Regions from separate parts of the Homo sapiens genome. Here region 2 is linked to region 1. A link is a loop called in an ENCODE intact Hi-C map of the cell type or tissue named here. Cell type or tissue: endothelial cell of umbilical vein. All regions are shown on one strand. Links, peaks and the distances in the headings refer to the core of each region. The heading gives the core; the rest is flanking DNA.

The links. A loop is a pair of places that touch in the nucleus more often than their neighbours do. Peaks named below come from ENCODE experiments on the same cell type or tissue, not always from the same donor. Only the 100,000 strongest peaks of a DNase experiment are listed, where the experiment ranks them.
Region 2: it touches region 1 in a loop (2.6-fold over the local background); 11 of 110 quality-filtered maps call a loop at or near these places.

What each region holds. Positions count from the first base shown.
Region 1 is chr1:21,192,246-21,197,245 of GRCh38, reverse strand. No RefSeq gene overlaps it. Among named protein-coding and RNA genes, the nearest start is that of EIF4G3, 18 kb to the right of the region's middle. In endothelial cell of umbilical vein, for the core only: a CTCF peak has its summit at 1,888 (motif pointing right); DNase peaks (open chromatin) are centred at 1,915 and 4,745.
Region 2 is chr1:21,069,478-21,075,105 of GRCh38, reverse strand. The region is part of intron 3 of EIF4G3 (eukaryotic translation initiation factor 4 gamma 3); the gene reads left to right. Among named protein-coding and RNA genes, the nearest start is that of MIR1256, 84 kb to the right of the region's middle. In endothelial cell of umbilical vein, for the core only: no CTCF peak of the experiment used is centred there; a DNase peak (open chromatin) is centred at 2,115.

The DNA.
Region 1 (5,000 bases), core at 1-5,000:
GAGTGAGAACCTATCTCAAAAATTAAAAAAAAAAAAAGTGTATCTCAGCCAGGCATGGTGCCTCACACCTGTAATCCCAGCACTTTGGGAGGCCAAGGCAGGTGGACCACGAGGTCAGGAGTTCAAGACCAGCCTGGCCAAGATGGTGAAACCCCGTCTCTACTAAAAATACAAAAATTAGCCAGGCGTGGTAGTGGGGGACTGTAATCCCAGCTACTCGGGAGGCTGAGGCAGGAGAATTGCTTGAACTTGGGAGGCAGAGGTTGCAGTGAGCCAAGATCGTGCCACCGCACTTCAGCCTGGGGGACTGAGTGAGGCTCCATCTCAAAAAAAAAAAAAAAAAAAAAGAAAAAGAAAAAAAAAGTGTATCTCTAGGGAAGTACCTTTAAACTGAGACTTGAAGAACAAGTAGGAATTTTCTAGGTGTGCCAGGCAAAGGGAACAGCATTTGTAACGCCGAATTAGGAAGAGGCTTGGACATATGCAAGCAACTGGAAGAAGGCCCAGTGCAGCTGAAGATGATGGAGAGAGGGGGGATGGAGAGAGAGAGAGGCAGGGGCCATTCGCTGCATCCTACGGGTCATAAGAGGACGACTGGACTTTATCCTGAGAGCAATGGGAAGCTACTGGGGAGTATAGGCAGGGAGCGAGTCACATGATTAGTTTGGGTCTTTGAAAAGCTGTTCAGCAGGCTGCACAGAGAATGGATCGGAGGAGAGCCAGAGTGGAAATGGGGAGAACAGTCAGGAAGCAGAGAAAAAAGGGGAGCATGGCACATCCAGGGCAGCAGGGAGACTGAACCTCAACCCTTTTTTATTTTACTTTTGTATTTTTATTTATTTATTTATTTATTTATTTAGATGGAGTTTCGCTCTTGTAGCCCAGGCTGGAGTGCAATGGCGCCATCTCAGCTCACTGCAACGTCCGCCTCCTGGATTCAAGCGATTCTCCTGCCTCAGCCTCCTGAGTAGCTGGGATTACAGGTGTCCACCACCATGCCCAGCTAATTTTTATGTGTATATATATATATTTTTTTTTCTTTTAAATTAGAGTCGGGGTTTCACCATGTTGGTCAGACTGGTCTCGAACTCCTGACCTCAGGTGATCCACCTGCCTCAGCCTCCGAGTTAGAATTACAGGCATGAGTCACCATACCCAGCCAACTCTTTTATTTATTTATTTATTTATTTTTATTTTTTTCAAGACAGAATCTTACTCTGTCACCCAGGCTGGAGTGCAGTGGCATCTCAGCTCACTGCACCCTCCACCTCCAGGGTTCAAGCAATTCTCCTACCTCAGCCTCTCCAGTAGCTGGGATTACAGGCGCCTGCCACCATGCCCAGCTAACTTTTGTACTTTTAGTAGAGACGGGGTTTCACCATATTGGCCAGGCTGGTCTCAAAGTCTTGACCTCAGGTGATCTGCCCGCCTTGGCCTCCGAAGTGCTGGGATTACAGGAGTGAGCTACTACACCCAACCTATTTATGTATTATTTTTTTGAGACAAGGTCTCGCTCTGTCACCCAGGCTGGAGAACAGTGTTGCAATCACGGCTCACTACAGCCTCAACCTTCTGGGCTCAAGCAATCCTCCTGCCTCAGCCTCCTGAGTAGCTGGGACCGCCTGGCTAATTTTTTAGTTGTTATAGAGATGAGGGTCTCACCATGTTGACCAGTCTGGTTTTGAAGTCCTGGGTTTAGGCAATCCTCCCACCTTGGCCTCCCAACGTGCTGGAATTACAGTGTGAGCCACCATGCTTGGCTGCCTCAACCTCTTGTACCATTTCCATTTTTTTTCCCAGAGCACTAAGGCAAAAACTTTGTTCTACAGAGGAAGCGTGCTGGGAAGTTCAGGCAAGCTGTTTCTTGCTAGTTTCAAGATTTACCACCAGAGGGCAGAAAAACCCAAAGAGACGCTTGGAATAGGCCCCGGGTCCACCTCCTGGAGACCGAATCCTGGGATGCAGACAGCTGAAGGGCGTACCCTCTCCTTGCCCAGTGAGATGGCTGACTCGGGCTGACAGGAGCCAGTCTTTCTGTTTTTTAGATGTTGGTTAGAAGGCAGTGAGTAAGCTGAAGGAATTCTGGACTGGGTGCCTGAAAATGTGAGTTCTAGTTCTTGCCCCTCAGTTTCCTGACTTGGGCAAGTTACTTCACATTTCTCAGCTCCTGATATCTGCAAGAATGGAGCTGATAATCCCTGCCCCACGCCCTTGGCCCTAAGTTCAGAAGGAGACTGAGTAATGTGTTCAGAATCTGGTGTTTGAGTGACCTGGGTTTAAACCCCACCCCAACTATAAACTAGTTCTATAAACTTCATCAAGTGACTTCGTTTTTTCTTTTTTTTTTTCTTTTAAAGACCATCTCACTCTGTCACCCAGGCTGGAGTACAGTGGCGTGATCTCAGCTCACTGCAACCTCTGCCTCCTGGGGTCAAGCGATCCTCCCACCGTAGCCTCCCAAGTAGTTGGGACTACAGGCACATGCTACCAAGCCCAGCTAATTTTTGTATTTTTGGTAGAGACAGGGTTTCACCATTTTGCCCAGGCTGGTCTTGAATTCCTAGGCTCAAGTGATTCTCCTCTCCTCAGCCTCCCAAAGTGCTGGGATTACAGGTATGAGCCACCACGCCCAGCCTTCAGAGCTGCAGTTTCCCTTTTTGTTAAATGGGAATTCTAACACATCTTTTGCATATTTTTAAATTGTAAATGAGATAATGTCTATGAAGTACTTAGCACAGTTGCTGGCACGTAATAATTGTTCAATATATGTTTATTATTCACATAGAAATTTAAGAAATTTAACTCACTTATTAAGTGCTTACTTAATGGATTTCTGGGACTGGAGTTCTGCTGGCAATTTCTTTTGTAGCTTTTAACAAGATTCCTTCCCTTTTCTGAGCCCCAGTTTCTCCAACAGAAAAATAAGGGGTTACCATCAATCAATGAGTGGATAAAGAAATACACACACACCACACACACACACACACACACACACACACACACACACACACACACAATAGAATACTACTCAGCCATAAAAAAGGAAAGAATTAATGGCATTCACAGCAACCTGGATAGGATTGGAGACCATTATTCTAAGTGAAGTAACTCAGGAATGGAAAACCGAACATCGTATGTTCTCACTCATAAGTGGGAATTAGGCTACGAGGATGCAAAGGCATAAGAATGACACAATGGACTTTGGGGACTCAAGGGGAAAGGATGGGAAGGGAGTGAGGGATAAAAGACCACAAATTGGGTTCAGTGTATACTTCTTGGGCGATGGGTGTACCCAAATCTCACAAGTCACCACTAAAGAACTTACTCATATAACCAAATACCACCTGTTTCCTAAAAACGTATGGAAATAAAAAATTTCTAAAAAAAAGAAAGAAAGAAAAAGGGCTGGGCTTGGTGGCTAACACCTGTAATCCCAGCACTTTGGGAGGCCGAGGTGGGTGGATCACAAGGTCAAGATATAGAGACCATCCTGGCCAACATGGTGAAACCCCGTCTCTACTAAAAATACAAAAATTAGCTGGGCATGGTGGCGCGCGCTTGTAGTCCCAGCTACTCGGGAGGCTGAGGCAGGAGAATCACTTCAACCCGAGAGGCGGAGGTTGCAGGGAGCCGAGATTGTGCCATTGCACTCCAGCCTGATGACAGACCGAGACTCCGTTTAAAAAAAGAAAAAGAAAAAGAAAAAGAACAGGTTAGATTAGACTGGATACTCATAGGAGCCCCTCCAGCTCTGACATTCAGGCTGCTTCTCTTCCTCTCTTTCTCCCTCCCAGTCTTCTACTTACCCATCAATTACCCATTCCTTCAACAATTATAAACTGAGTATCTACTAGTCCAGGTACAGGAAACAAAACCGACCCACATCAAAACAGGTGTAATCAACGGAAGCCAGGCCTTTGGAAGTGTATTTGTTCAAAGCCTTTATCGTCTTTTCTCCAGCAATCAATCCTTGTAGGTTATTTCATGTTTGGAACAGGAAAAAATTGTGCCAAGAGTTTATTTCCATGCATCTCTGTGTGACCATGTACACACAGGAGCACACACACACATTTATATATAACATTTGCAGCAGTGTTGTCATGGGAACCATTTTTTGGTGTCTCTAGGCATGAGGGATGCCTGCGAGTGGAGGAGCTTTTATGGAACACCCCCTGCATGCACTTTTGTATGGCATGAAATCCCGCTGGGATAGTTGCCCCAAGAGCCTTGGTCGGCCCTTTTGATCATCGCTGCCTATTTTTCTCATTGATCTTGTCAAATGTGAGTGAATTTGACTGAGGGAGCTGAAGGTCAAACTTGGTGACTGGCAGAGCAAGATCCTCTGGGACATTTGCCAACAGAGTGGTCTGGATAAGTCAGCTTGGGCTTTTTGTCTTTTGAAACCCTTGATTTGGGGATGTTTAAAGGTTTGGGGAAGACTTGGATGGAAAGACAAAAGCAACCAGGGGTGTATTTTCAGAAACGACAGCTGCAGCAGCCGCTTTTGAACTTGGTGGGCAGTGCCAGAGTGGGGAGGGGGCAGAATGGCAGCAGGAGAGTGAGGAAGGGAGTCACTGTCCCCCAAGCATCTCCTCTGGACCTGGCCCCATCCCGAGTGCTTTGCATATGTTATCTCCTCTAATTCTCAAATCAGCTCTGTAAGATAGACGTTGTTGTTCTTAGCAGGAAACTGGAATATGGAGAGGAAAAGGAACTCAGCCAGGAAGCTGCAAAGCTCAGATTCCAACCCAGGTTGGGCTGGACTCCAGAGCCTGGGCTTTGCCCACTATTCAGTGTCACTGGACAACTTTCTGCAGCTTGGTTTTCCTTTACTTCTAGGCCAGAAATAGGGTGAGCGGTCAGGGAATGGCAGTCCAGAGATTCAAGTCCTGACAAACCCAAAGTCACTGTGGCAGATCCAGCCATGGGCGGCTATGAGGATGACCAAACTGAGTGTATGCGAGGTGTTACATTCACCTTGAATACAAGAGCTGGCTCAA
Region 2 (5,628 bases), core at 1-5,000, 120 kb after region 1:
CTTTGTTCCTTTTTTCCCTCTCCTTGTTTATTATTTCAGTTTGTTGGTTTTCTGTAGTGATAAGATTCGATTCTTTTTTCTTTCTTCTTTGTGTATCTGATCTATCAGTGAGTTTTATACTTTCCCATGTTTTCATGATTGTGATTATCATCTTTTCACTTACGGTAACCACCCCGGCGAATACTTTACTTTTTGTAGAGGCAGGGTCTTGCTGTGTTTCCCAGGCTGGTCTCGAACTCCTGGGCTCAAGCGATTCTCTCACCTCGCTCGGCCTCTCCAAGTCCTAGGATTAAAGGCATGAGCCAGTGTACCTGGATTAGTTTTCTTTTTTAATACAACATTGTATTGGAAAATATTTTTCCAAGTTATTACACAGCAGTTATAATCTTCCTAATTCTGTAGGAACATAATAATTAGGAATTTTTAAAGAACTTTCTTCTTAGCCATTTAATCTTTTTTTCCTGTTTAATGCGTTTGAATTATTTGGTATGGAAAAGTAATGAAATTTTCTTGATTGTTAAGACAGAAAGGATTTGGTTGTAAGAAGATTTATGTATATAAATTATTATTATTTTTTTCTCCAGTAGCATTTATGAATGATAACTGACCATAGTTAGAAATCCAGATTTTTGTATTTGATAAATTTAAATACGAGATGATAGCATTTAGATATTTTCATAATGTTAGGCATTCTTATAATGTTTAGCTTAGAATTTGCCAGTCATTTGGAAATACCTAAGTCAGTTGTTCTCAACTGGAGGTGAGTTTACCCCCAGAGATATTTAGTTATGTGTGGAGATGTTTTTGACTGCCACAGCTGGTGAGGGTTGAGGAGATGGACAGAGGATGCTGCTGTCATTTAGTGGGTAGAGGCCAGGTAAGTATCTAAACATCCAAGTGCATGCAACAATCTCATGATAAAGAATTATCCTGGCCCTAATGGCAGTAGTGTCACTGTTGAGAAACTTGAATCTAGATTTTCTCAAACGTTAGGCAAAATTATTAAGATTGGTTAATATTATTAATATTTATTCATCTAGCCAGTATTTGTTCAATACCATCTATGGTACTCTACTAGATGGTGGTAGAAAAACATATGAAAGTAAAAAATAATGAAAATTGTAGTGTTTAGAAATAGAGAAACAAGATTTAAAACTGATCATTTCTGTTAAGATATGAGAGAAGGTGGAAGGATCATTTGAGCCTCAGAGGTCAAGGCTGCAGTGAGCCATTATCACACCACTGCACTCCAGCCTGGACAACAAAGTGAAAACCTGTCTCCATTAAAAAATAAAAATATCTCTTCCAGGGACGTTGTCTACAGGCACTCAGAATGATCCAGCATGTGACAATACCATCATAGACTTCCCTACAATACAGTCTCTAACAAAACTAGGCTGTCATGAGCCCTTGGTAATAGAATTGTCGACCTTTATACCAAGAAGGTTGGGAAAGCACCGAAATCTGCATGTGGCGTGTGCCCAGGGAGACTTAGAGGGGTCCATGCTGTGAGGCCTACAGTTCCTGTGAGAAGATGCCATTTTAGGTGATACCTGAACCATGAAATGTATTCAGCTGTTCATGGATGAAGAGGAAGAGCATAAACCTTCCCAATAGATATTGCAGAGCTCCAAGGCCTTAAGGTGGGAGCCTCCTGATGATTGGTGGCTCAGAACCGTGCTGTCCAGTAGAGCATTTCCTTTTGAGCACTTGAAACGTGGTTAATGCAATTAAGGACCTGAATTTTAAATTTTATTTAATTTTCATTAATTTAAATGTGAATAGCTGCAAGGGCGTTTGAAAATGCCCTTCTAGAGGCTGACAAAATCTAGGTCATGTAATTTTGTAAGATTTTGATAAAGTATTTGGGTTTTATCTGATGTATAGAAGGAGCTGTTGAAGAGTTTCTACTAAGGGAATGACATAATATTTAAATCATGAAAATACTCATATTTATTAGCAGATGAATTGGAGTTTATAGGTTACATGGGGAGCAGAATGTTAAGAGCAGCTAAGTGGCTCTGGAATCTGACCAAATGAATTCAGATCCTGGCGCTTCCACTAGCAGCTGTGTGTGTCATTGGGTAAGTTTCTTGCACCTCAGTTTCCTTCCTCATGAGTAAAATGGAGATAATAATAGTGCTGATCTCCAAAGGTTCTTAAGAAGGTTAAATGAGACAAATCCATTTAAACCTCCTAGAGCTTGATACACAGTCATCACTCAGATATGTACCAGCAGCTGCTGCCACCATCAGTAAGTATTCTATTCTTACAACTACAATGAAGAAACTATTCATACCGTTTATTTGATATGAAATCTGAACAAGCTTAGTGTGGTGTTAGATAAAACGCTTATGACTTTCATTTCAATAGTGTTGCTTTTTTATTTTTAAAAAATATTAAAGGCTAGGCGTGGTGGCTCACGCCTGTAATCCCAGCACTTTGGGATACTGAGGCGGGCGGGTCACGAGGTCAGGAGATCGAGACCATCCTGGCTAACACAGTGAAACCCCGTCTCTACTAAAATACAAACAATTAGCCGGGCGTGGTGGCAGGTACCTGTAGTCCCAGCTGCTCAGGAGGCTGAGGCAGGAGAATGGCGTGAACCTGGGAGGCAGCACTTGCAGTGAGCCGAGATAGCACCACTGCACTCCAGCCTTGGCGACAGAGTGAGACTCCATCTCAAAATAAATAAATAAATAAATAAAATAAAAAAATTAAATGTCTTTTTCTGTATAGACATGGGATCTCCCTATGTTGCCCACACTGGCGTCAAACTCCTGGGCTCAAGGAATCCTTGTACCTTGGCCTCCCAAAGTGTTGGGATTACCGGCATGAGCCACTGCACCCAGCCAGTGGTGTTGCTTTTCAAACTTTAGTATTTATCATCAATACTTATTATATATTTGTCATCTTGGAATGTCCAACTTTATTACCTTAGAAAAGTAAACTCCTTTAATAAACTACTAGATGTACATGATACAAAACTTAGGAAGTTAAGGGATAAAAGACTTGTAGTATAATTATCCATGTGTTAAATATATTTTCTCTTTTGACTTAACCGTTGCCATATTATTAGACCCATTGTTCATTTTTAATAATCCCATAGGAAGTTGTTTGTAGAAATAATATAATTTTAATAGTGTTGCCTAGGTGTAGTTGTAGATTATTGTCACTTTATGTTTAAAAGCTACTTCTCTCTCTCTGTCTTTAACTTATTTGGGAAAATAGCATTTGGGAAGTAGCTGTTTAAGTGCTTTTCTTCTTCTTTTTTTTTCCTCTCTCTCTTTTTTTTTTTTTGAGACGGAGCCTCGCTCTGTCACCTAGGCTGGAGTGCAGTGGCGCAATCTTGACTCACTGCAATCTCCGCCTCCTGGGTTCAAGCGATTCTCCTGCCTCAGCCTCCTGAGTAGCTGGGATTACAGGCTCGCACCACCATGCCTGGCTAATTTTTGTATTTTGGTCAAGCTGGTCTTCAATGCCTGACCTCGTGATCCACCTTCCTTGGCTTCCCAAAGTGCTGGGATCACAGGCGTGAGCCACCGTGCCCGGCCGTGTAAGTGCTTTTCAAATGCCAGTTTTTGCAGATGGTAGTAGTGGATACAGTTTTTATTTATGGAACCTTCTGTGGAGTGTCAGGACTGCACTGGAGGATTACATGGAGTGGATGTGTTTCTCTTTGGTTTTTTGGAGACAGGTTCTCACCCTGTTGTCCAGGCTGGAGCATGGTAGCATGATCATAGTTCACTGTAATTAACTTTGAACTCCTGGGCTCAAGCAATCTTCCTGCCTCAGCCTCCCAAGTAGCTGGGACTACAGGTGCATGTCGTCATGCCCGGCTAATTTTGTTTTGTTTCATTTTCTGTAGTGACAGGATCTCACTATGTTGCCCAGGCTGGTCTAGAACTCCTGGCCTCAGATGATCCTCCTGCCTTAGCCTTTCAAGGTTTTGAGATTACAGGCACGAGCCATGCCACCTGGCTAACATGTTTCTTATATTAGATCAATCATTTATTTTGGCTACTAAAGCTAATGTGAATTTTCAATTTATTCTTTATATCTGATATGAATTGCATTAGCTAATGTTGAAAATCAGTCATTTGCACTGAAGAACCTATTGTATGCAGGGTATGAGGGGGTGGTAGCGGTTGTACCTACTCTCAAGAAATGGAATGAAATATAATAAAATGAACTTACTAGACAACAATATCAATTAGTCCACTTTCAAGTTCTTTGGAAGTTTCTTTTTACACTTACAAAAAGATTCAGTCTATTATTACTAGTTAAGAATTATTATTGTGCTGTCAAGAATGTTTATGGAATGTCAGTTTACCTTTGATATTCTAAAACTGCCCTCTCTTCAGTTTTTGGGTGGTTCCAATTTATATTAATTGACATATCTGAAACTTAGCAAAAAGAAGGTAGTTTGTTTTTTATTTTATGTTTGCACATACATGTTTGGCTCTTAAAATGTTAGTAGGTTATATAGTTCTTTTCATTAAGGAGTTTTAAAAAATTAATAGTTAAGAAGAATGTAGTTATATCTACACCATGAAGTACTACTTAAACATTTAGAACAAGAATGAAGTAGGTATGTTTATTGACTTGGAAAGATCTCTAATGTTTTGATAAGTGGAGAGGAAAACATGTCATTGAATATTTATTATTGTGTTGTTGCTATTATTTTTACACATTTGTAAGTGTATAGAAAGGTTTGTAATAATGTGCTTCAGAGTATTAATCATTTTGCCATAGGGAGTGGAGTGGGATTTGAAGGGTAAAGAGGGCACTACTTTTTCTTTTTTTTAACAAAAATCATGTTTATACATTATTGTAGCAATTAGAGAAAGTAAGCATCAAACTTTTTTTTTCCACAGTCTTAGTTGCCACTGCCTGATATGCAAATTGGTAATAATTCTATCCTGATTCAATCACTAGATGCAAATGGTTTTCCACAGTGGCCTTAAAATTTTCCTAGATTATTGAAAAATAATATTGTATTAGCAGTAATAAGTTGTGGCTTGCCGTTTTCCTTTGTGGTCTTAAATTTATTTTTCCAAAATTTTAATATAGGACAGTTAGCTGAGTTCAAGTCTTGCATTACTTTGAAAGATCATCTTTGACTGAATTCTATAATGATTTATAAGATAACCATGATTGAGTATATTTCATTTCTCTATTCTTCCTGTGCTCACCTTTTACGTAAAACAACAAAAAAAATCTCATTCTTACCCATGATTAGCTCATCCTCTTTTCTTTCGACAAACCTCACAGTCAGTGTCATCAAATATTTGTGAAATCCAGATGCTGCTGCTGCTTTCCTACCCCCTCCTCTCCCCCGGTAAAAATTCCTACGAGTTAGACTCAGTCTTTTTTCTGTTTGGCCTTTCTTTCTAAATAGAGAACAGCCTTTCCTGTTGTGACAGCCTAAAATGTGTTTGAAGTTACTTTTCTGTGTTTTCCTAAGTACAAAATAACTGAAAGATCCTCTGGCCTCTTGGAGCTTGCTTTTCCAGGGGACTAAACATTGGAGATGTTGCAGAGCTTTTAAGAATATTGAGATAAACTTAATTTAGAAAACATATATTGAATGAGAGCTATATGCAAGGTTTTGTGCCTGGTAATGTG